3 separate regions of the Homo sapiens genome follow, and all the other regions are linked to region 1. A link is a loop called in an ENCODE intact Hi-C map of the cell type or tissue named here. Cell type or tissue: PC-3. All regions are shown on one strand. Each heading gives the region's core, and the rest is flanking DNA. Links, peaks and the distances in the headings are about the cores only.

The links. Hi-C counts contacts between places; a loop is a spot of excess contacts. Peaks named below come from ENCODE experiments on the same cell type or tissue, not always from the same donor. Only the 100,000 strongest peaks of a DNase experiment are listed, where the experiment ranks them.
Region 2: it touches region 1 in a loop (4-fold over the local background); 6 of 110 quality-filtered maps call a loop at or near these places.
Region 3: a loop joins it to region 1, with 12 times the contacts of the local background. A loop is called at or near these places in 2 of 110 quality-filtered maps.

Annotation. Positions count from the first base shown.
Region 1 is chr17:68,755,774-68,763,395 of GRCh38, forward strand. No RefSeq gene overlaps it. Among named protein-coding and RNA genes, the nearest start is that of LINC01482, 130 kb to the left of the region's middle. In PC-3, for the core only: a CTCF peak has its summit at 4,303; DNase peaks (open chromatin) are centred at 3,818 and 4,248; H3K4me3 peaks cover 906 bases; H3K27ac peaks cover 1,437 bases.
Region 2 is chr17:68,631,345-68,638,966 of GRCh38, forward strand. The region is part of intron 1 of LINC01482 (long intergenic non-protein coding RNA 1482); the gene reads left to right. Among named protein-coding and RNA genes, the nearest start is that of LINC01482, 7.0 kb to the left of the region's middle. RefSeq lists an enhancer at 244-743. In PC-3, for the core only: a CTCF peak has its summit at 3,192 (motif pointing right); no DNase peak of the experiment used is centred there; H3K27ac peaks cover 1,122 bases.
Region 3 is chr17:68,643,472-68,651,093 of GRCh38, forward strand. The region is part of intron 2 of LINC01482 (long intergenic non-protein coding RNA 1482); the gene reads left to right. Among named protein-coding and RNA genes, the nearest start is that of LINC01482, 19 kb to the left of the region's middle. In PC-3, for the core only: no CTCF peak of the experiment used is centred there; a DNase peak (open chromatin) is centred at 3,260; H3K27ac peaks cover 2,187 bases.

The sequences.
Region 1 (7,622 bases), core at 2,429-6,428:
TCCTTTTTCTTTCCCTCTTTCTCCCTTCTCCTCTCCCTTCTCCACCTCTTCCTTTTATATTTCAATTTCACATTTTAATGTATCTTCTATGATAGCAGTGGAGTTTGATAACAGAAGACAGATGAACTTTTGCATGAGTGATTTCCAGTTCTGGCTGCTGTATGATATTGAATAGGTACTAAATCTCCCAAAGTCTCAGTTTTCTCATCTGTAAACCTGCAATAGGAAAACCTACATTAACAGGTTAGAGTTAAGTAAAATTAAATAGACAGATGAACTTTCACATGAGTGATTTCTAGTTCTGGCTGCTGTGTGATATTGAATAGGTATTAAACCTCTCAAAGTCTCAGTTTTCTCATCTGTAAAATTGGAATAGGAAAACCTACATTAACAGGTTAGAGTTAAGTAAAATTAAATATGCAAAGGTCTAAGCACAGGGTCTGGCAAATAACATGCATTCCATAGATAGTATAATAAAATAACCATGAAGACTACAATAAGGGCAGTTGATCCTCTATCTTGAAGATGCCTGAGAGTCCATGTGGCCCAACGAAAGGCTTTTCAAATAGACTGTTGTGAGAATGATGGAAGCAAAGCATACTCAGTCCTCATGGTCATCTTTCCAGAGTGAGAGTGAGCAGCTCTTGACAAACTGACCGGTGGAGATGAAGCCGTGTTAACCGGCAGATGCAGGGTGAGTGGGGAGGGCTACAAGCTGAACTCTACAGGCAGCATTTGCCATCACTCATGCTTGAACTCCCAGAATCCTCAGCCTGCGAGGCCCAATTCAGTTTAGTAAACCTTTATGTGCTTGGCCTACAAAGGTGAATGGGCATCAAGCCTTGTGGCAAGGAGAAGATCATCATAACCCTTTGTGCTATATTCACAGGGTGCATGGAGCTCTGTCTCTGGGCTGAGGGCTCAGAGAAAAGTGCCCCTTGCTAAAGCTAGGCTGCATGGGGTGGTGGTCAGGGAGGGCTTCCTTGAGGAAGCAGGCCTGAACCAAGTCTTAAGAGATGAATTTATTTCTTTCTCTCTTAGCAGGACGGAACTCAAATCATTCAAGTTAGTTGGATTCTGTCTTCTTAAAATCTTCACTAAGGAGCCTCTTTTATTTACTTTGGATCCTGAGCTTTAGGAAGGAAGAAACATTTGAGTAGGATTGTTTCTAGATGTAGATGTTACTGGTCCTGTAAGTGGCTTGGCTTTGTTTTGTTTCATTTTCTGGGATTTGGGGAGAGTCGGTTGATTATAAAGAAAATATATTTGATCAATAGAAATCACATTTCTAACAGAAAAGAGGCCGATTCTATCAGGTCTCCTTGCCCTTTTGGGCTTAACTCTTATAATTATTTAAAGAAAACTAAGATTATTATCCTGATAAAAAAAGTTTGCAAGGGCCACAAACTGAAGACCAGTCTTATCGATGGTCCCCAAGCTCACAAAGAAGCCAGAGGAAATTACTCAGCGTGGGATGACCACCGTTGCCCAGTAGTTTTATTCCTTCTAAGTCAATGTTTTTCTGAGATGATCCAGAGTTTGAAAACTAACATACAGTTATATTCAACAACAAATTCCTGGCCATGTAGGGTCATTGTTATAAGGTCTCTGACCCCTAAAACACTTCAAACAAAGTCCATACCTCTTTCTAGCTCCTATGGGTATGAAAGACCACCAGGAGTAGTGTGAGAAACGTTAGTGGGTACAAAGCTACCCACTCTCTTGGACAAATAAAAGGGATGAAGGGTGTGTTCCTCTGTGAGAATGAGGGCTTTTATCATTGTGGAGAAAAGTCATTGCCTGGAGTTGGCTTTCATTTGGGGCTAGATTAAAAAAAGAAAAGCTCAGTGTCACTGATCATTAGAGTAATGCAAATCAAAACCACAATGAGATACCCCTTCACACCAGTCAGAATGGCAATTATTAAAAAGTCAAGAAACAACAGATGCTGGTGAGGTTGCAGAGAAATAGGAGCGCGTTTACACTGTTGGTGGGAATGTAAATTAGTTCAACCATTGTGAAACAGTGTGGCGATTCCTCGAAGATCTAGAACGAGAAATACCATTTGACCCAGCAATCCCATTACTGGGTATATACTCAAAAAATATAAATCGTTCTATTACAAAGATGCATGCATGCATATGTTTATTGTAGCACTATTCACAATAGCAAAGACATGGAATCAACCCAAGTGCTCATCAATGATAGACTGGATAAAGAAAATGTGGTATGTATACACCATGGAATACTATGCAGCCATGAAAAGGAACAAGATCATGTCCTTTGCAGGGACATGGATGGAGCTGGAAGTCATTATCCTCAGCAAACTAATGTAGGAACAGAAAACCAAACACCACATGTTCTCACTCATAAGTGGGAGCTGAACAATGAGAACAGATGGACACAGGGAGCAGAACAACACACACTGGGGCCTGTCAGGGAGTGGGATGTGGGGAGGGAGAGCATTAGGAAAAATAGCTCATGCATGCTGGGCTTAATACCCAGATGATGTGTTGACAGGTGCAGCAAACCACCATGGCACTTGTTTACCTATGTAACAAACCTGCACATCCTGCACATATACCCTAGAATTTAAAATGAAAATTAAAAAAAAGTAAAAAATGTAGTGGATTTTTAGGAATATCCCAGTAATCAAGTCACCTTTCAAGAATTAAGGGAATGAAAATGGCTGGAGGACATTTCCAAAGGATTAGGAGTGGGAGTCACCTGTTGATGCCAAGGCTGGAACAGCTGGAGGGGCCTCAAGGGGACCTTGGGAGATGCCTGTGTGCTTAGGAAGGGAAGGGCCTATCCAAAGTCCAAGAGAGTGCTATTTAACCCACGTAAGCTGATCTCTGCTCCTTAATTTCAGGATTAGAAAACTGCTATGGGATTTGGCTTTTGTCAACCATTGGGATGCTTTGGGAAGCCACAGAAATCCAACTATCTCTAAGACTAATTCTGTGAACTCTGAAATTCCTCTGCATAGTAAGGTGGACTATTGGAGGGGAGGGGTGGTCACTGTCTACACACCTAACTTTATGTTATAAAAAAATTCTAATTTTATTCAGCATTTCCAAAAGGGTGCTACAGGGAATGTTACTGATGTTAAATTAAAGAGTACAGTGCAAAAAAAATGATCTCTGTTCAAGTAAATTAAGAAATTATGTGATTAAATAGAATTACATTTTTTATTTTGGATAGGATTTCTCAGGGCTTTCCACCTGCTATTCTGAATTATGTATCTTTAAGAGGGAGACTGTGTGTATATTGTAAAAGTCAGATTCTAATGTAAAAGATTCTAATTTCGGGTCATGGCAGTAACACTGCACCATTGGCACATGGTTTAAAACTGCAGGAACACAGACATTGATCTGTGTGCTTATGTAAATGTGTACACTCTAAAAAATAAACAAGCAAATACTATATGTATACGGTGAAGGTCAGCAGTGGCGGGGAAAAGGGAAGACTTTCGTGGGAGAGATTTAGGGAGGTTAGCACCTTTAACTGAAGGTAAGAGTCCTTCATTCTAATTCTGAATCACTGCGTTACGTTCAGCATATCTGGTCCTGTTTCCCCACATGCAAAGCAGAAATTTAAAAAGTAAAGACATCTCAAACTTATCTTGCAAAACAATACAGGGATTAAACAAGCCTGTACCATTAAACTGTTTTGCACTCTGTGGTCAAGGACATGGCCTAATGGCAGGTTATGGTCCTGGCCACCAGCAGGATTAACCAAGGGGTTTGCAGAGCAGGCACAGGCAGTGTCTGTCTCTCCAGGACCGCGGGTAGGGCAGCTGACATCCTGGGGTCAGGGTGAGTCATGCCCTGTGTGCATGAACATGCAGGCATGCGTGCAGCACCCTCGGGCTCCAGGGGCTTAAATTTCCAAAAGACAACCCTGAAAACTTGAAAAGTAAGAAAATCTAGAACAATGAGTAGGTGGCCTAGCTTTTGTGGCAGGCAGAAACAAGACAAAATGGCGAGTTAACCATATTCCTATTATGTGGGGGATTTTGTAGGACTGTCCGAGTGACTATTTGCTTAGAGTAGGTTAAATCCTACCAAAGAAATGGGGCTCCCAAGAAAGCATTCATTCCCAAAGTGAATTTTCCTGTTGATAGTGTTGGATATGTTTGCAGTATTCACGGTCCAAATTTTATGCTTTCTCTTTCCCATTGCTGAGTCACTGGGCTGTCTTGAAATCTGAGGGGAAAAGTCTGTGAGGCGTGGCCGGCAACTAGGAAGCCTGGCTCTTTCTAGTAGAGCATGAACGCCACCTTGAGTTGTGTGTGAGCACTGCCGAGCCCTACTTGACATGATCAGCAGTTCCGAGGGATGGAGCAAATGGGACTGGTTCCCTTTTGCAACAAAAAGCAGCACTATCAGGCCTGGGTTGTGTCTTGACACCCGGAATTATTTTTTAGCAAAATGTAATAAATCAATCAGAGTTCCCCAGAGAAACAGAACCAAGAGCATATGCGTGCATAAGATGGAGAAATTTATTTTAAGGAATTGGCTGGTGCAAATGTAGGGGCTGGAAAGTTGGAAATTTGTAGGACAAGCCGCAGGCTGCAAACTCAGGCAGGAGTTGATGTTGCCATCTTGAGGCAAAATTTCTTCCCTGGGAAGTCTCAGTTTTTTTCTCTTTAGGCCTCCAATTGATTGAATGAGGTCGACAAATTTTATCTAGGATAGTCTCCTTTACTTTAAGTCAGCTGATTTTGGATGTTAATCATATCTGCAAAATACGTTCACCGCAACATCTAGACCAGTGTTTGGTTAAATAACTGGTACTAGCCCAAGTCGACACATAAACCATCACTCTTGGCCGGGCGTGGTGGCTCAGGCCTGTAATCCCAGCACTTTGGGAGGCCGAGGCAGGCGGATCACGAGGTCAGGAGATTGAGACCACCTGGTAACACGGTGAAACCCCCGTCTCTACTAAAAATGCAAAAAATTAGCTGGGTGTGGTGGCGGGCTCCTGTAGTCCCAGCTACTCGGGAGGCTGAGGCAGGAGAATGGCGTGAACCCGGGAGGCGGAGCTTGCAGTGAGCCGAGATTGTGCCACGGCACTCCAGCCTGGGCGACAGAGCGAGACTCCGTCTCAAAAACAAACAAACAAACAAACAAACAAACAAACAAAACCTAACCATAACTGATAGCAACATTAGCATAGGTGAAAAATATATTTTTGAACATTAACAGATATAAATAATTTTTCATTTGATTCATTAATATGGATTCAACAACACTTCAGGTTGGACCAGGTGCATTACCATTTCTAGTTATATTCCTTGTAACATTGGGTTAGATTCTGATGTGTTGCTACCAGCCTACCATATGCATTGTATGACTTCCCCCAGTACCATCATAACGAAGACATGTAGAATACGTTTCATAGTAAATAGGGTGTTTTCCCAGGGTTGCTGTTGTTGCTATTGCAGGATATTCGCCTGCAAGTGTTTGCAATTCTCTAATCAGAACTCTTTGCCATGCAAGGTAAGGCAAAGTTTAAAAGGCTGGTCAGAGCTCCTTCCCAGGAGTGACACCCTTTGTCCTTTGACATTGGTATTTTTCTGTCCAGTACTTCTGGCAGAAGTTAGAAGCAGGAATGGGTAGTCCGGATAGCTCTCCTATTTGAATCTGTTTTTTAAAAAAAAGACTCCACAAGACTCCACACTATTTTGATATTTTGATGAATTTTCTGGGGTTTCACCTCGTGTAATTTTTTTTTTTTTTTTTTGAGACACGATCTTGCTCTGTTGTTCAGGCTGGAGTGCAATGGCATGATTACAGCTCACTGTAACCTCAAACACCTGGGTAGCTCCTGGGTTCAAGGGATCCTCCTACCATGGTTTCCTAAAGCACTGGGATTACAGGCATGAGCCACGAGGCCCACAGGCCCAGTCCTTCATGTGACTTTTGAAGGAGGCATCTGTGGTCTTCAAACACCAAGAATCTCTCCTTTATAGACACTCAGAAAGCACGGAAGAGGAGGATAAGAAATGGCCAAGTCTCTTGGTGTTTGCTCTTGCTGGAAAGAAAAAGGGGGAAATTGGATTTCTCTGGGATTCTCTGTTCAAATGGCAAAGGAGGAAAAAATCCCAGAGAGTCTGCTAAGGAAGGAAGTAGAAGCTACGTCATCTCTATAGACAGCAGAGAGGACATATTTATTGGTGTGTATCTCTAGTTTCTGCAACTCATCCAGCCAGATATTTCAATATTTCCCTAACTCCAACTGTTCACTGTCCATTTCCATTGCTATTGAATGTGCTAGGTATATTTTCCTAATATAAACACAAAATTTAAAAAATTATCCTATGTACCATGTGACATAGTCTTGCATATTATAGTGGTTCACATCATAACTCATCTGTTTGAAAAACTCTAATCAGATGCATACGGTTAATTCAAAATGTGCTGTGTGTAGAACTGCTATATAATTGATGAGCATTAGAATGATGTGACACTCTACAATTCTCTTTTCTCTTAGGTTTTTAAGATTATTAAGATTAATGTCATTCAATAGGTCTGAGTTTGCATGTGTAGCAAAGACTTGTTCTCCTTAAGGCAGCAGTGGCTTGCAAACTTTTTGAAATGCCTGTAGTAACACATTTATTTTATTTATTCACAAATGCATACATATTCACAGACGTAATATAATGAAAGTCTCATTAAAACTAGAATGTAATTTTTTTTTGAGGCAAAGTCTTACTCTCACTCTATTGCCCAGGCTGGAGTGCAGTGGTACAGTCACAACCCACTGCAGCCTCAACCTCCCAAGCTCAAGCAATCCTCCTGCCTCAGTCTCCTGAGTAGCTGGGAATACAGGCATGCACCACCATGCCTGGCTAATTTTTTAATTTGTTATTGTTTGTAGAGACAGAGTCTCGCTATATTGCCCAGGCTGGTCTCAAACTCCTGGACACAAGCGATCCTCCTGCCTTAACCTCCCAAAGTGCTGGATTTACAGGTGTGAGCCACCATGCCTGCCCCAGAATGTAAAATGTTTCATAAATAATAATTGGTTTTTATATCAATTGCATCTTGGAATGATAAAATTTTGGACATATGGGAAAAATAAAATGTTATTAAAATCAATTTTACCTGTTTCTTATTTATTTATTTATTTTTTAAGAGACAGGGTCTTGCTCTGTTACCCAAGCTGGAGTGCAGTGGCACAATCAGCTCACTGCAACCTTGATCTGGGCCCAAGCAATCCTCCCCTAGTTCAGCCTCCCGAGTAGCTGGGACTACAGGGGCACTCCACCATGCCTGGGTAATTTTTTAAATTTTTTGTAGAGATGGGGTCTTGCTATGCTGCCCAGGCTGGTCTTGAACTCCTGGCCTCAAACGATTTTCCTGCTTTGGTCTCCCAAAGTGCTGGCATTACAGGCATGAGCCACTGTGCCCTGCCCTTTAAAACATTTTTTGAATGAGACTACTAGAAAATTAAGAATTACAAATGTGCTCACATTATATTCTTATTGGGTAACACTGCTGTCCAATATGTAAAAATGAAGCCTGGAAGTTCTGCAGGCATTTCACTGTCACGGGGAGTGTTTGTTACCCTGAACATGGAATGGATACGGAGTGGAGGACAAAGCTGATGGAACT
Region 2 (7,622 bases), core at 1,353-5,352, 130 kb before region 1:
CCCAGGTTGGAATGCATTGGCATGATCTCGGCTCATGGCAACCTCTGCCTCCTGGGTTCAAGCGATTCTCCTGCCTCGGCCTCCCGAGTAGCTGCGATTACAGGCATGCGCCACCACACCCGCTAATTTTGTATTTTTAGTAGAGATTGGTTTCTCTATGTTGGTCAGGCTGGTCTCGAACTCAGGTGATCCACCCGCCTCAGCCTCCCAAAGTGATGGGATTACAGGCGTGAGCCACCGCGCCTGGCCTCTCTTACTCTTTAAATCCCTCACTCTGGGAAAACCAGCCACTGTGTCATGAAGACACTCAAGCAGTCCCAAGCAGGAGGTACACATGGTGAGGAATTGAGTCCTCTTGCCAACAGCCAGTGAGGATGTAAGGCGTCCTGCCGACAGCCATGGGAGTGAGCCGCCTTAGAAGTGGGCATTCCGGTCCCTGCCTCCCCACCCTCCACTGACATCCTGGTTGTAATTTTATGAGAGACACTGCTTCCGAGCCATTCTAGCTGTCACCAAACCCTGACTCGCTAATCACACATTCTATGCATGTAACAAAATATCACACGTACCCCATAAATCCATAAAATATTGTATATCAGTAAAAAAGTATTGTTAACATGAAACTGTGGTTACTTCTCCAAGATGAATACATGCTTCACCAAATGAGATTTTATTTTTTAAGTGAAGGAATCCAGTTAAAAGCAAAAAGAGGTTAAGAAAAACAAGATAGGCCAGGTGCTGTGGCTCACTCCTGTAATCCCAGCACTTTGGGAGGCTGAGGTGGGTGGATCCCAAGATCAGGAGTTCAAGACCAGCCTGGCCAACATGGTTAAACCCTGTCTCTACTAAAAATACAAAAAAAATTAACCAGGCGTAATGGCGTGTGCCTGTAGTCTCAGCTACTTGGGAGGTTGAGGCAGGAGAATCGCTTGAACCCGGGAGGCAGAGGTTGCAGTGAGCTGAGATTCACTGAACTCCAGCCTGGGTGACAGAGTGAGACTCCATCTCAAAAAAAAAGAAAAAAAAAAAATAAATCCAGAGGTCTGATGAATACCCAAAAGTCGGCTGTGGAGGTCCCTCTGCATACGAAGGGTAGGACCCCAATGGTTGTGTTTCACTCTGTGTGTGTGTGTGTGTGTGTGTGTGTGTGTGTTTTCAAAGTTGGCAATTATGGAGTCTTTCCACTGATTCAAACTAATAAATCACCATCTCTCAGTACAAACTTGATTTGGAGTTAAAAGTCATGTCAATCATGTATATCGTATTAAAATGTAATAAAAGTGAACACTGAAATTTTTACAAATAACACCATGAAGGAAAATTCGGCTGAAGACATTATAGCTAATTTGTAAAAGGATAATTAGGAATATTCAAGAAACATAGGGATGTGAATGTTCAAAATTATTAGTATCTGGAAGTAATAAATTGTAACTTTTTTTTCACCCACCAGATTAGTTAAGAACAAAAGAAATGTGATGTGTCAAAGTGAGGAGAGAGACTGTGGATGGGAATGTAAATACATGGTTCAATTTTTCTTTTACAAAAGACTTGTAATCAAAGTTATACATGTACAGAGCTTTTAAAAAGTCCAGTGGTACCATGAGGAATAATATAAAAGATAGTAATCTCCTGCCCCACCCCTTCTCACACTAGATCCTGTTCCCTGGAGCCAACTGTTGTCCACTCTTTTAGCAAGTTCTTTCGCTATTTGCTTTTTTTTTTTTTTTTGAGACGGCATTTTGCTCTTGTTGCCCAGGCTGGAGTGCAGTGGAGTGATCTTGGCTCACTGTGACTTCTACCTCCTGGGTTCTAGCGATTCTCCTGCCTCAGCTTCCCAAGTAGCTGGGATTACAGGCATGTGCCACCACGCCCAGCTAATTTTGATTTTTAGTAGAGACAGGGTTTCACCATGTTGGCCAGGCTGGTCTTGAACTCCTGACCTCAGGTGATCCACCCGCTCAACCTCCCAAAGTGCTGGGATTACAGGCGTGAGCCACCACGCCCGGCCTGCTTTCATATCTTAAAATAATATGCTTAAGGAACTCTTTCTCGATTTTTGGTTTTATGTATTACTATTGACATCTTACTAGAAAACAAGAGGCTCTACCTCTGTCTTAGTTTTTGTTCCCCACAATAGTCGAGTTGCCAATAAAATGTAGGATGCTCATTTAAATTTGAATTTCAGTTGAACAACAAATCATTTTTTATACAAGTATGTCCCAAGTATAGCATGGGCAAACTTGTATGAAAACATGATTTGTCATTTATCTGAAATTCAAATTTAGTGGGGCGTTTTGTATTTTTATTTGCTAAATCTGGCAACCTTGCGTGAAGGAGACACAGAGATAAAGACAGTACATGATATGGTTTGGCTATGTCCCTACCCAAATCTCATCTTGAATTATAGCTCCCATAATTCCCATGTGTTGTGGGAGGGACTCAGTGAGAGACAATTGAATCATGGGGTGGTTTCCCTCATACTGTTCTCATGGTAGTGAGTAAGTCTCATGAGATCTGATGGTTTTATAAGCAGAAACCCCTTTCGCTTGGGCCTCATTCTCTCTTGCCATATAAGAAGTGCCTTTTGCCTTCCACCATGATCGTGAGGCCTCCACAGCCATGTGGAACTGTGAAAAAGAACTCTTTTTCTTTTTTTTTGGAGACAGAGTTTCACTCTTGTCACCCAGGCTGCAGTGCAATGGTGTAATCTCAGCTCACTGCAACCTCCAACTCCTGGGTTCAGGCGATTCTCCTGCTCCAGTTTCCCGAGTAGCTGGGATTACAGGCACACACCACCACACCCAGCTGATTTTTGTAATTTTAGTAGAGACGGGGGTTTCACCATGTTGGCCAGCCTGGTCTCGAACTCCTGACTTCAGGTGATCTTCCCGTCTCGGCCTCCCAAAGTTGTGGGACTACTGGCCTGAGCTACCGTGCCCACCCACCTCTTTTTCTTTATAGATTACCCAGTCTCGGATATGTCTTTATCAGCAGCGTGAAGATGGACTAATACAGTACACAATTTAATCAAAAGGCACTCCGAGGAAGCACAAGCAAGAATGAAGGGAGAACGAGAGAATGAAGAGAGAATAGTCAACGAAGGGTCCATTTAGTGAGTGGATTGTCACTGTGGACGATCTGAGCTCAGTCATGCTGGGAGCCCTTTGAGAGACTATGGAGCATACCTCAGAATTGTCCCGCTAGAGGGCAGGAGGGTGGAGATACCAGTGCACTGGCTGCAGTCCCTCCTTGGTTAAGGGTGGTCCTCACATGTCTGGGTTGCCCTCGTGCTGTAGCCACGCATTTTTATTTCTCCCACCTCCCATTCTTGGGTAAATCAACATCGTATATTTACACTACAATGATTATATAGCTGTGATTCACCACTGAGCTGCAATTGCGTGTCTCACACAACTTTTTGTATTCTTGGGCTTAATAATTGCTTCCTCCATTATTCGCTTTAGGTTTCCATTGCATCCATTACTAATTCAATCCTTAACTTTCTAAGTGAATGGATAATCTGAGAATACATTTGACAGCTCAGGTACTCCCTCAATTTCATCATCTTTTCTTGACACCCTCTCACTCTGATCCTTGTTCTGCTTTTCTCATCTGGTCTGGTTGCTTTCTAGGCCTACAGGTCTTAAGATGTCTCTTTACTGCCATTCCTGAAAAATCCTGTAACTCCTGTTCTGGGTTGGATCTCTGTTTCTCAAATCACAAGCCCTTACTTTCTGGGTGTACTTTCTTATTTTGATGGAGAATATTCTCCAAGAACCTCCTGATATGGTTAGGCTTTGTGTCCCCACCTAAGTCTCATCTTGAGTTGTAATCTGCATAATCCCCACGTGTTAAGGGAGAGACCAGGTGGAAGTAATTGAATCATGGCGGGGGCGGGGAGGGGGAAGGGGGATTGGGGGAGGTGGGGGAGAAGGGCGGTTTCCCCCATGCTGTTCTCATGATAGTGAGTGAGGTCTTATGAGATCTAATGGTTTTATAAGGGGCTCTTCCCTCTTTGCTCGGCACTTCTCCTTTCTGTCACCTTGTGAAGAAGGTGCCTTGCTTCCTCTTTGCCTTCTGCCATGATTGTAAGTTTCCTGAGGCCTCCCCAGCCATGCCTGAACTGTGAGTCAATTAAACCTCTTTCCTTTGTAAATTACCCAGTTTCAGGCAGTTCTTTTAAGCAGTATGAAAACAGACTAATACACCTCCCAAGAAAGAATTCATGAGAAGTAAATTTTTGTATTCTTGCATGTCTGCAAATATCTTTATTCAAATAAAGAACATCGTGGCTGAATATCAAATTACATTGGGCATTATTTTCTCCAGAATTTTGAAGGTTCTGCTCATTGTTCAATTCCAATAGCATTCTGAAGCCTTGTTCATTCCATTTGATCTGCTCTTTTCTCTTTGTTCTGAACTTTGTTGTTGTTGTTGTTGAATTTCATCGTTATGTGCCTTGTGGGTCTTTTCCCCGCTATTTATTGTGCTGAACACTTGATGAAAACTTCCAGTCTGGAAAATCACGGCCTTCACTCCTTGTGTTATTTCTTTGCAAATTTCTTCCCTTCTGTTTTCCATGTACTCTTTTTCTTGTAACATTTCTTCTTTTCTTCCTTCTTTTTTCCCTTTTTTTGGATGTAGAATTTCTTGAATAGACCCTTTAGTTTTTCTATCTTTTTTCTCTTATTTTCCTTATTTTATCTTTGAGTTTTACTTGTTGGTAGATTTTTTCAACTCTATTTCATTTCAAACATTCTATCAAATTAAAAATTTCTACAATTATTCTTTTAATTTCCAAGAGCTGTTTCTTATTCTCTTATTATCTCTTTTTATAGACCATCATTGTATAATAATATAACTATTTCTCTGAGGATATTTATTATAGTTAAAAAAGTCATTTTGCCATCTGCATTGTCTTTATTTCCATGAAATTTTTTCTCTTAGTTTGTTTCCCACCCTGCCCCCTGACCCTCAACGTTTTTTTTTTTTTTTTTGACATTCAAAGCTTGGAAGAGAGCTGGGACCCAACTTTGTAACATACCAATTCAAAGCAATGCAAAACTACGTAAAAGCTGACGTCAATGTCTAACTCTTCTAGGCTGTTCATTTATACTTACCAGAGAGACACTAAAATGCAAACTCTACACTGGTGGGTAATTGACAAAAGCCTGTCAATTTGGAACTTCACTGTCAAGTGATCAAGTAGTAACCTGGCATTTCACTGGGAGACTTTCAGATATCAGTGTCTGTAGGATTTTTCTCCTGGACTAATCAGTTTCCTTAAAAAGGAATCCTATAAGACCCTTCCTGTGGTCTAAGTCTAGCTGCTAATGTTCTTGAAGCCAAGTGGAGATAGGGCTGGTACCCCCAAAACTGGATTTAGACTTCAAGTAAAAGAATGTTTTGCCTCCCAGGCTGGAGTGCAGTGGTGCAGTCTTGGCTCACTGCAGCCTGGACTTCCCAGGCTTAACTGATCCTCCTGCTTCAGCCTCCCGAGTAGCCGGGACCACCACCACCATTTGTAGAGATGGGGGTTTTGCTGTATTGCTCAGGCTGGTCATGAACTCCTGGGCTCATGTGATCTTTCTCCCCAGCTCCACAAAGTGCCAGGATTACAGGTGTGAGCCACCATGCCTGGCCTAATACACTCTTTAATACAATAATACCTTGTAGATCTCTTTCCATTTCCAATAAATATAGATCATCATTGGGAATGAATACAAAGTATTCTTCTATATAGATCTGCCTTATTTTGCTTATTAATCTCATATTAATGGACTTTCAAGTGATTTCTAGTTTTTCTCTATTGTACAGCACGCAGTAATGAACATCCTTGTGTAATTCCTAGAATTGTGACTGCTTGTGGAAAGGTATGCTTATTTACATGTTGATACCTGTTGCCAACCATCCTCTAGAGGTCTTGCCCACCAGTGTTTCATTTTTAGATAGTAAAATCCATTTCTCTTGACTATTTGATTTCTTTGATTACTTCAAGCCTTAGGAATTTTTTTTTTAAACCTAGCATAGCTTTATGTCATTTTTCTATAATTTGATTAAAAAGACAAAAACTATAATCCAAGTGAAGCACAGAGGCTTTCGACTTCCTGATTTTATTAGAAATCAAGTGACAAATCTTTTCTTTAGGGCTGAAGAGATCTTTTCTTCCTTTCTTTAGGTGAGGAAGGGTTGATTTTTATAAATATTTGTTTATTTATTATTCTTATTTCTATGAGTCATTCAGGACTTATTCTTGTGCAAAATGTGAAAGAAAGCACACAGAAAACAATAAATAAAATAGTGCATCTGCCAATTCAACCACCTCTCTGTTGTCAAATTCATCCTTATCCCCAAGGGTAGTCTGAGTTTATCACTTTTGTGGGTAACCTTCCATTGACTTTCTTTTGCATTTACATATAGAGCATGCACAAACAGAAATACATAGATCTGTTGTGTGTGTTTTTTAATCTAAAAGTGATCATGCACACATATTCTGCAGAGTGCTTTTTCCAACCCATAATATGACTTTGTATTAGTCCATTTTCACTCTGCTGATAAAGACATACCTGAGACTGGGTAATGTATAAAGAAAAAGAGGTTTAATGGACTCATAGTTCCACAAGGCTGAGGAAGCCTCACAATCATGGTAGAAAGCGAAAGGCACATCTTACATGGTGGCAGACAAGAAATAATGAGAGAGCCAAGCAAAAGGGGAAATCCCTTATAAAATCATCAGATCTCGTGAGACTTATTCACTACCATGAGACTAGTATAGGGGAAACTGCCCCCATAATTCAATTATCTTCCACTGGGTCCCTCTCACAAATGTGAGAATTATGGGAGCTATAATTCGAGATGAGATTTGGGTGGGGACGCAGCCCAACTGTATCAGGCTTGGAGGCCTCTCTCTCCATGTCAGTTTCCCTAAGCTTACCTCATTCCTTTTACTTATTTATTTATTTTTGAGATGGAGTCTGGCTCTGTCACCCAGGTTGGAGTGCAGTGGCACGATCTCGGCTCACTGCAACCTCTGCCTCCTGGGTTCAAGCGATTCTCCTTCCTCAGCCTCCCAAGTAGTTGGGATTACAGGTCTGTGCCATCACACCTGGCTAATTTTTGTATTTTTAGTAGAGACCAGGTTTCATCATGTTGGCCAGGCTGGTCTTGAACTCCTGACTTCAAGTGATCCGCCCACCTCAGCCTCCCAAAGTGCTGGGATTACAGGCATGCATAATATAGATGCACTATAGTTTATTGAACTATTTCCAAATGATGGACATTTAGGTTGTTTTCCCTGTTAAAAATGATGATATAGTCAGCAACAAATGACTTTGTTTCTTCCAGGGACTCTTTCTCTGAGACAAATAATGGAAGTGGAATTGTCAGAGGCATGTGAACCATAGCAACTCCATCTTAAATAGGAGCTGGGTAAAATGAGGCTGAAACCTACTGGGCTGCATTCCCAGACAGTTAAGGCATTCTAAGTCACAGGATGAGATAGGAGGTCAGTGCAAAATACAGGTCATAAAAACTTTGCTGATAACACAGGTTGCAGTAAAGAAGCTGGCCAAAACTCACCAAAACCAAAATGGTGACAAGAGTGACCTCTGGTCATCCTCACT
Region 3 (7,622 bases), core at 1,353-5,352, 110 kb before region 1:
GTAAGAAAGCCACATTTGATTCCTGGCTTTGGCACTTCCACATAGTTGACTTGGGCAAGCTACTAAACCTTCCCAATTATTGCAATGGGAATAACAGTGGTGTCTATATGGTAGGATTGCTGTAAGATTTGAATAAGGTGATGTAATGCACACTAAGAGCTAAGTATAATGAGTGCCTGGCTCATGGCAAGCAGAATGAATGTTAACTTATAATAACAATCATATAAAAAGAGTCAATTTTCTGAAAATTTCCTCATTTTAGTTATCTTTAAGTAGGTCTTTTCTTTGTCCTTATTTCTGAGCATGGAAAAAACCCCAGAGGCAAAGACCATTAGTCAACTGATCTTAAGGACCAGCAGACAAAGCTTCTGATGTAAATTTGCCATCATTCCCTTCACCTCAGAAGTTATGTCTCTAACATATCTTATGTTGAGTGTGCTGACTTAGCAAACCTGATGCCCTAGTTTTAATACACAAGACTTGCAGCATGACCACCAGGAAAATGTTTCCAAATGCTTGTTGTGGAAAGAGTAGTTAGTCTGCACCTGTCAACATCGCAACTGGATTCGTCTCAAAATGCAAGACACATGGTTCGGAAGCTGGCAAAGGAAAGGATATTTTCACCCTAAAAACACAGCTCATTTCCATTAATTGAGTCTGAATAGTCACAAGTTGCAAAGCTCCAGACAGGTTTTCACAAGCCCAAGAGCAGGGACTGACAATATTTACAGCGCTCTAAGCTGAATCGTATTACTAGGAAGTTCATAAACATGGAGGATGCCTGCTCTGCTGTCACTTGTGTGATATCTGGGCTTCTGCTATGATTTTCTGGGCTCCTTTAATCCAGGACCTATGGTTGGGAATGACAAACATCTACCAGTTTCTGAGTTCCAACTCATGTTGGTTGCTATTATGCCACCCAGGTCACTCTCTTGGGAGGTCTCCATGGAGCTCCTCTTTCCATCTCTAGACACTCTCTCAATCCTTGCATGTTTCTCTCATCCTTTCTCTCAGCTTTGCTTTTTTCCCATCTAGTTTCCTCTTCAACAAAACAAAATAAACATCACAGAAATGAACCGATGTCATCCAGTTTGGCAGAAGTTTTGTCTTTATGGGGTATTATAATATTTACCTCTTTCCAAACTTCTTGATATTGAAGTTTCCTCTGACTTCTGTAGGTTCCTCTCTTAGGACTCTATAGAGTCGGGAATTTTAGTCGTTCTTCCACTTACGTCACCAGAGGATGAACATATCTGTTTTTATATGTTGCACAAGGATAGCATAAGAGACAAATGAAGTGTTGTTTCACTTCATGAACAACAAAAGAAAGATAAATAAAGTAGGAACTTTTGTTTTTAGGCAATGATGTGAATGAATTTAAATTCATATTGATTATATAAGCAATAATAATAACACATCGTGGGATTTAAAATATATTTAGATTTAAAATGTAGGCTAATTTAAACATAAATAAGAATGGGGCTGAATGGAGTTAAAGGGTTCCAAGGTCTTTGTCTGGAGAGTAGGTAAAGACACCAATTAATGTTCTGCTTTGATAAGCCAAGGATGCATGTTATAATTTCCAGGTAGCACTAAAAGAATGGTTAATGCACGTACAACTTTCATGCTAATAGAGAAAAGATGTAATAATAAAGAAATCAATTCGAAACAAGATGAGAAAAGACAAAAAAGGAACAAAGAACAGATGGAACAAATAGAAAACACATGATAGATGGTATTTTATCTGCTTGATGACATACTTACTACTGAATTATGTCCCCTTCTCTTCCCCAAATTCATATATTGAAATTCTAACCTCCAATACCTAAGAATGTGACCGTTATTTGGAAATAGTGCCTTTATAGAAGTAATCAAGGTTAAATGTGATCATTAAGGTAAATGTGATCCAAAATGACTGGTCTCTCTATAAGAAGAGAATATTAGGATACAGAGACACAGAGCAGAGATCATGTGCAGACAGAGGGAAAAGATAGCCATTTACAAGTCAGGGAGAGATGCCTCAGAAGAAGCCAGCCCAGCTGATGCCTTGATTTGGACTTCTAGCCTCCAGAACTATGAGAAAACAAGTATGTATTGTTTAAGCTGTCAGGTCTGTGGTATTTTGTTGTGGCAGCCCTAGCAAACTAATACAGCTTCCTAGACATATCAGTATTTATGTCAAATGCAAATGGACTATATGGTCAAATTAAAAGGCTCAAATTGCAATGAAAGAAGACCCTTGTTGGTTACAAGAGACATATCAAGAACACAAGAATGTGGAAAGATTAGAATAAAAAGGTGAAAAAAAAAGATAACACTATGAAAACTCTAACCAAAAGAAATTTGATGTAGCTATGTTAAGATTAAAAATGCTGTTTTTAATGCAAAAAGACTGGTAGAGATAAAGAGGAATTTCATAATGCCAGAAGGATCAATTTACCAAGAAGGTATAAAAATTCTCAATTTGTATAGATCCAGTAATATGGAATCAAAAAGGCAGAAATGAATAGAGTCACAGTCATACTGACAGATTTTTATCACACTTGTCAGTGGCTGATAAAATAAGTAGATATAAAACAGCAATAATACACAAAACTTGAATAATGCAATCAACAAATTTTACCTAAGGACATGTAGAGAATATTGCAGCCAACAACTGGAGAATACTTACTAATTTCAAGCACAATAAAAATTGGCTATATGCTGAAACGTAAAGGAAGTCTCACCAGATTTCATGATGCAAATTATATAGTGTTTGATTTCTAAACACATTTAATAAAGTTGAAAATCAGTAACAACAAATGGTCCTGGAGTAACTAGGCATCTATATGCAAAAAGTGAACTTCAACCTGTACGTTGTACATAAGAATGAACTCAAAATAGATTTTAGATCTAAATGAAAAAGCTAACATTATAAAAAAATTAGAAAAAAAAACAGAGGAGAAAAGTCTTCATGTCTTCATGGCCTTTGGAGAAGAAAAGATTTCTTACACAGATCACAAAAAGGCACTAATCATAAAAATTAGTCATAATAATTGGACTTCATTGAATTTAAAACTTTGCTTTTCGAAAGACACTGTTAAGAATCAAAGAAGCAAGCCACAGACTCAGATGAAATATTTGCAATACTCATATATGACAAATGATTTGTGTCCAGAATGTATAAGTAACTCTTGCAGCTGAATGGTAAGAGGATAACAAAAACTCAATAAAAAATGAGCAAAAGATTTGAATGCATACTTCACAAAAGATATCTTAATGGCCAAGAAGCACATGGAATGATGCCGAACATTATTAGTCATAAGATAAATACAAATTACAACCACTAAGATGGTCAAAATGTAAAAGGTTAGCAGTAGCCTGTGTTAGTGAAGATGCAGAAAAACTATAACCAGGCTGAGAGTGCTGGCTCACACCTGTAATCCCAGCACTTTGGGAGGCTGAGGTGTATGGATCACCTGAGGTCAGCAGTTGGAGACCAGCCTGTGTATGGATCACCTGAGGTCAGCAGTTGGAGACCAGCCTGACCAACATGGTGAAACCCTGTCTCTACTAAGTACAAAAAACTGGCCCAGCATGGTGGCACATGCCTGTAATCCCAGGTACTTGAGGCTGTGGCAGTGCTCATCACACAGTTTCCCACACGGGGCACCAACTGTGGCAGTGCACCTCTTATGGGGGCGCCAGCTGCGGGGAGGGGTCTGTCCGTTGCAGACCCCTGACCCGGTGACGGATGAATAACGTACACTGACACACAGATATTCTGCTTTGCCTGTCCAGCTGAGTGTGTCTCAGCCGCTTACAGACTCCCTGCTGAGTCCTGTAAACAGTCGTGACTTGGCCCTGATCAGCTAGCGAGACTCACATTTATTTGGTAAGATTAATTAATAAAGGCTTGAGCTAACACCATTAAAGGGTAATTGACATTGTGGACTTCCTGAGTAAAAAGCACTTAAGTACCTGTGGTACAATAAAGGTTAGTCTTAAGATCATATGAGTAAACAAGCTAGCTAGGTAAACTACTCTGCCTTCCTTTGTTACTACTTTAATTTTGTTTAACTAAAGATAAAGGGACCAGGCCACCTTCAGCCAGATCTATTATAGAAGTTATGCAAACTTCTCGGCCTTCCAAGAAGATTTGTGTCTATCTCTACACTATCTCTAATATTTTTCCCACCAGCCTGATTGAACCCCAACCAGAGGCTGAGGCAGGAGAATCACTTGAACCCAAGAGGCAGAGGTTGCAGTGAGCCGAGATTGCACCATTGCACTCCAGCCTGGGCAACAAGAGCAAAACTCCATCTCAAAAAAAAAAAGAAAAGAAAAACTAGAACCTCATTTATTACTACTGAGAACTGTAGAACTGCAAAGTGGTTCTAAAGTTGTAGAACCACTTTAGAAAAAATTGGGCGATTTCTTGTAAAGTTAACACATTCACTGTATGATTCAGAAATTTCATTACTATGTTGTATGTAAGAAATGAAAACACATGTCTACAAAAGAATTATATATAAATGTTTATTGTAGTTTTATTTGTAATAACAAAAAGCTGGAGACAATTCAGATATTCATCAAACAGTGAATGGATAAACAAATCGTGATATATTCATTCAATGGAACACTTCTTCAGCAATAAAAAGCAAAAAGCTACTGATACATGCAACATCATGGCTATGTCTCAAAATCATTACGATGATGAAAGAGGGTAGAGTAAATAATATGTGATTCTATCTATACAAAATTGTACAGCAAACAAAACTAGTTTGCAATGACAGAAAGCAGTTTAGTGGTTGTGGTTAAAGGTAGAGTTGGAGAACTTTTTTTGGAGTGAAAATGTATGTTCAATATATTAATTGTGGTCATGGTTACACTAATGTTTATGTTTTTCAAAACTCACAAAACTGTATTATGTATAAATGCATATAATATATTGTATGTAAATTTGAACCTAAATTAAATTGATTTAAAAAGAAAAAATCAATAAAAATATTAAGAAATACACTTCTAAATAAACCGTGAGGCACAGAGTCAATTATAATGGAAACAAAAAAAATTTGAATTGAATGATATTAAAAATATTAGATGTCAAAACTTCCTGTTAAACAAGTACTTAGTGGGAAATGCCTTAAGTACATATATTGAAAAAGAAAAAAAAGTGTTGAAAATTAATTACCAAAGTGATACGGTTTGGCTCTGTGTCCCCACCCAAATCTCATCTTGAATTGTAATCCCCACATGTCTAGGGAGGGACCTGGTTGGAGGTGACTGGAACATGTGTGTGGTTTCCCCCATGCTGTCCTCATGATAGTGAGTGAGTTCTCATGAGATCTGGTTGTTTGATAAGTGTCTAGCACTTCCCCCTTCTTTTTCTCTCTCTCTTGCCACCATGTAAGACATGCCTTGCTTCCCCTTCTTCCATGATTGTAAGTTTCCTGAGACCTCCTCAGCCACGTGGAATGTGAATCAGTTAAATCCCTTTTGTTTATAAATTACCCAGTCTTGGATAGTTCTTTATAGCAGTGTGAAAATGAATTAATACACCCAGCATCCACTCCAATAAGTTAGGAAGAAAATGGCCAAGTAAACTTCAAGGAGGCAGAAGAAAAGAAATAAATATTACAACAGACAATAATGAAGTAGAAAGCAAACATCAAAGCTAAAATTTGGCCATTTGAAAATACTAACATAATTGATAAACTTCTCATAAGATTAATTTTTTAAAAAATAAAGAATACACAGAAGACTAATGTTTGAAATAAAAATAGAGACACCACCACAGACCTTTCAGACATTAAAAAGATGACAAAATGATTTTAAAAGAAGACAAAGAAAGAAAGTAGGCACAAATGGTTACCTAAAATGAAAAGGAAGATAGCAACACTAATCCTACAGACATTAAAAAGATAAGAGGATTTTATAAATGCTGTTATGAAGTGAATTGTATTCCCTACCCCCAAATTTGCGTGTTGAGGTCCTAACCTCGAATGTGACCATATTTGGATATATGACCTTTTAAGAGGTAATTAAGGCTAAATGAGCTTGTAGGGATGGGGCCCTAATCCGATGTGACTGGTGTCCTTATGAGAGGAGAAAGAGCAACTAAGAATGTGTGCATAGAGACCAGGATGTGAAGACATAATAAGAAGGCAGTGTGGCTGGGTGCAGTGGTTCATATCTGTAATCCCAGCACTCTGGGAGGCCAAGGCAGGTGGATCATTTGAGGTCAGGAGTTCAAGACTATCCTGACCAACATGGTGAAACCCTGTCTGTACTAAAAATACAAAAATTAGCCAGGCATGGTGGCGGGTGCCTGTAATCCCAGCTACTTGGGAGGCTGAGGCAGGAGAATCCCTTGAACCTGAGAGGCGGAGATTGCAGTGAGCTGAGATCGCACCACTGCATTCCAGCCTGGGCAATAGAGTGAGACTCAGTCTCGAGAAAAAAAAAAAAAAAAAAAGGCAGCCCTCTGCAAGTCAAAGAGAGAGACCTCAGGAGAAATGAAACCTGCCAACCCCTTGATCTTGGACTTCCAGGCTCCAGAACCTGAAGAGGCAAGCCACAGACTCAGAGAAAATTTCTGTTGTTTAAGCCACCTAGTCTGTGGTATTTTGTTACAGTACCCTAGCAAACTGATACAAGCTCAAATAAATTTCATTGTTTAGATAAAAAAATAAAATCTCTTGATAAAGCAACTTACTCAAACTAACACAAGAAAAAATAGACAACCTGAATGCTCTTAGTGAAGACATTGATCCATAATTAAAAATCTTCATTCTAAGGAAGCTCTAGGCCAACGTGGCTTCACTAGCAAATTATACCAAAAAATTTAAGAAAAAAATGCTACTCTTCCACAAACTCCTCCAGAGAATGATGAAAGGTGGATCATTCTCCCAATGCATTCCCATCATAACTTTATACCAAAATAAGAATACATAAAAACCTTATTGAAATAAATGGAAAAAAGCCAGGTAGATTAGTTGAAAAATGAACATGATCTGAAGATGCACTTCAAAAGGAGGATATACAGATGGCCAATAAACTTATGAAAAGGCTCAACTTCATTACCCTGCAGGGAAACGAATGTTAAAAACACGGTGAGGTAACCGTACACACCCACCAGAATGGCTAACATTAAAATCAAGCAGTGAGGAGGAACTTGGGTAACTGGAACTCTTACACACTGCTGGCTACAGGATAAATTGGTTACAGTCACTTTGGAAAATGGTTTGGTAGTTTTTACTGAAGCTGAAGATTCATATACACTGTGACCCAGGAATTTCTCTCCTAGATATATAGCTAATATAAATAAGTGCATGCAGTTATATACAATAATTTCAAAGCAGTATCATTCATGATAACACTAAAGAGAAAACAATACAAATACCCATCAACCACAGCATGGATAAATGCATTGCAATATAGCATGCAATAAAAGTATCTATTGCAATAAAAATTAATAAATTATAGCTACATAAAAAATGGGGATCAGCTGGGTGTGGTGGCTCTCACCTGTAAATTCCAGCACTTTGGGAGGCTAAGACAGAATTGCTTGAGCCCAGAAATTTGAGACCGGCCTGGTAAACAGAGTGAGATTCTGTCTCTACAAACAAATTTTAAAAATT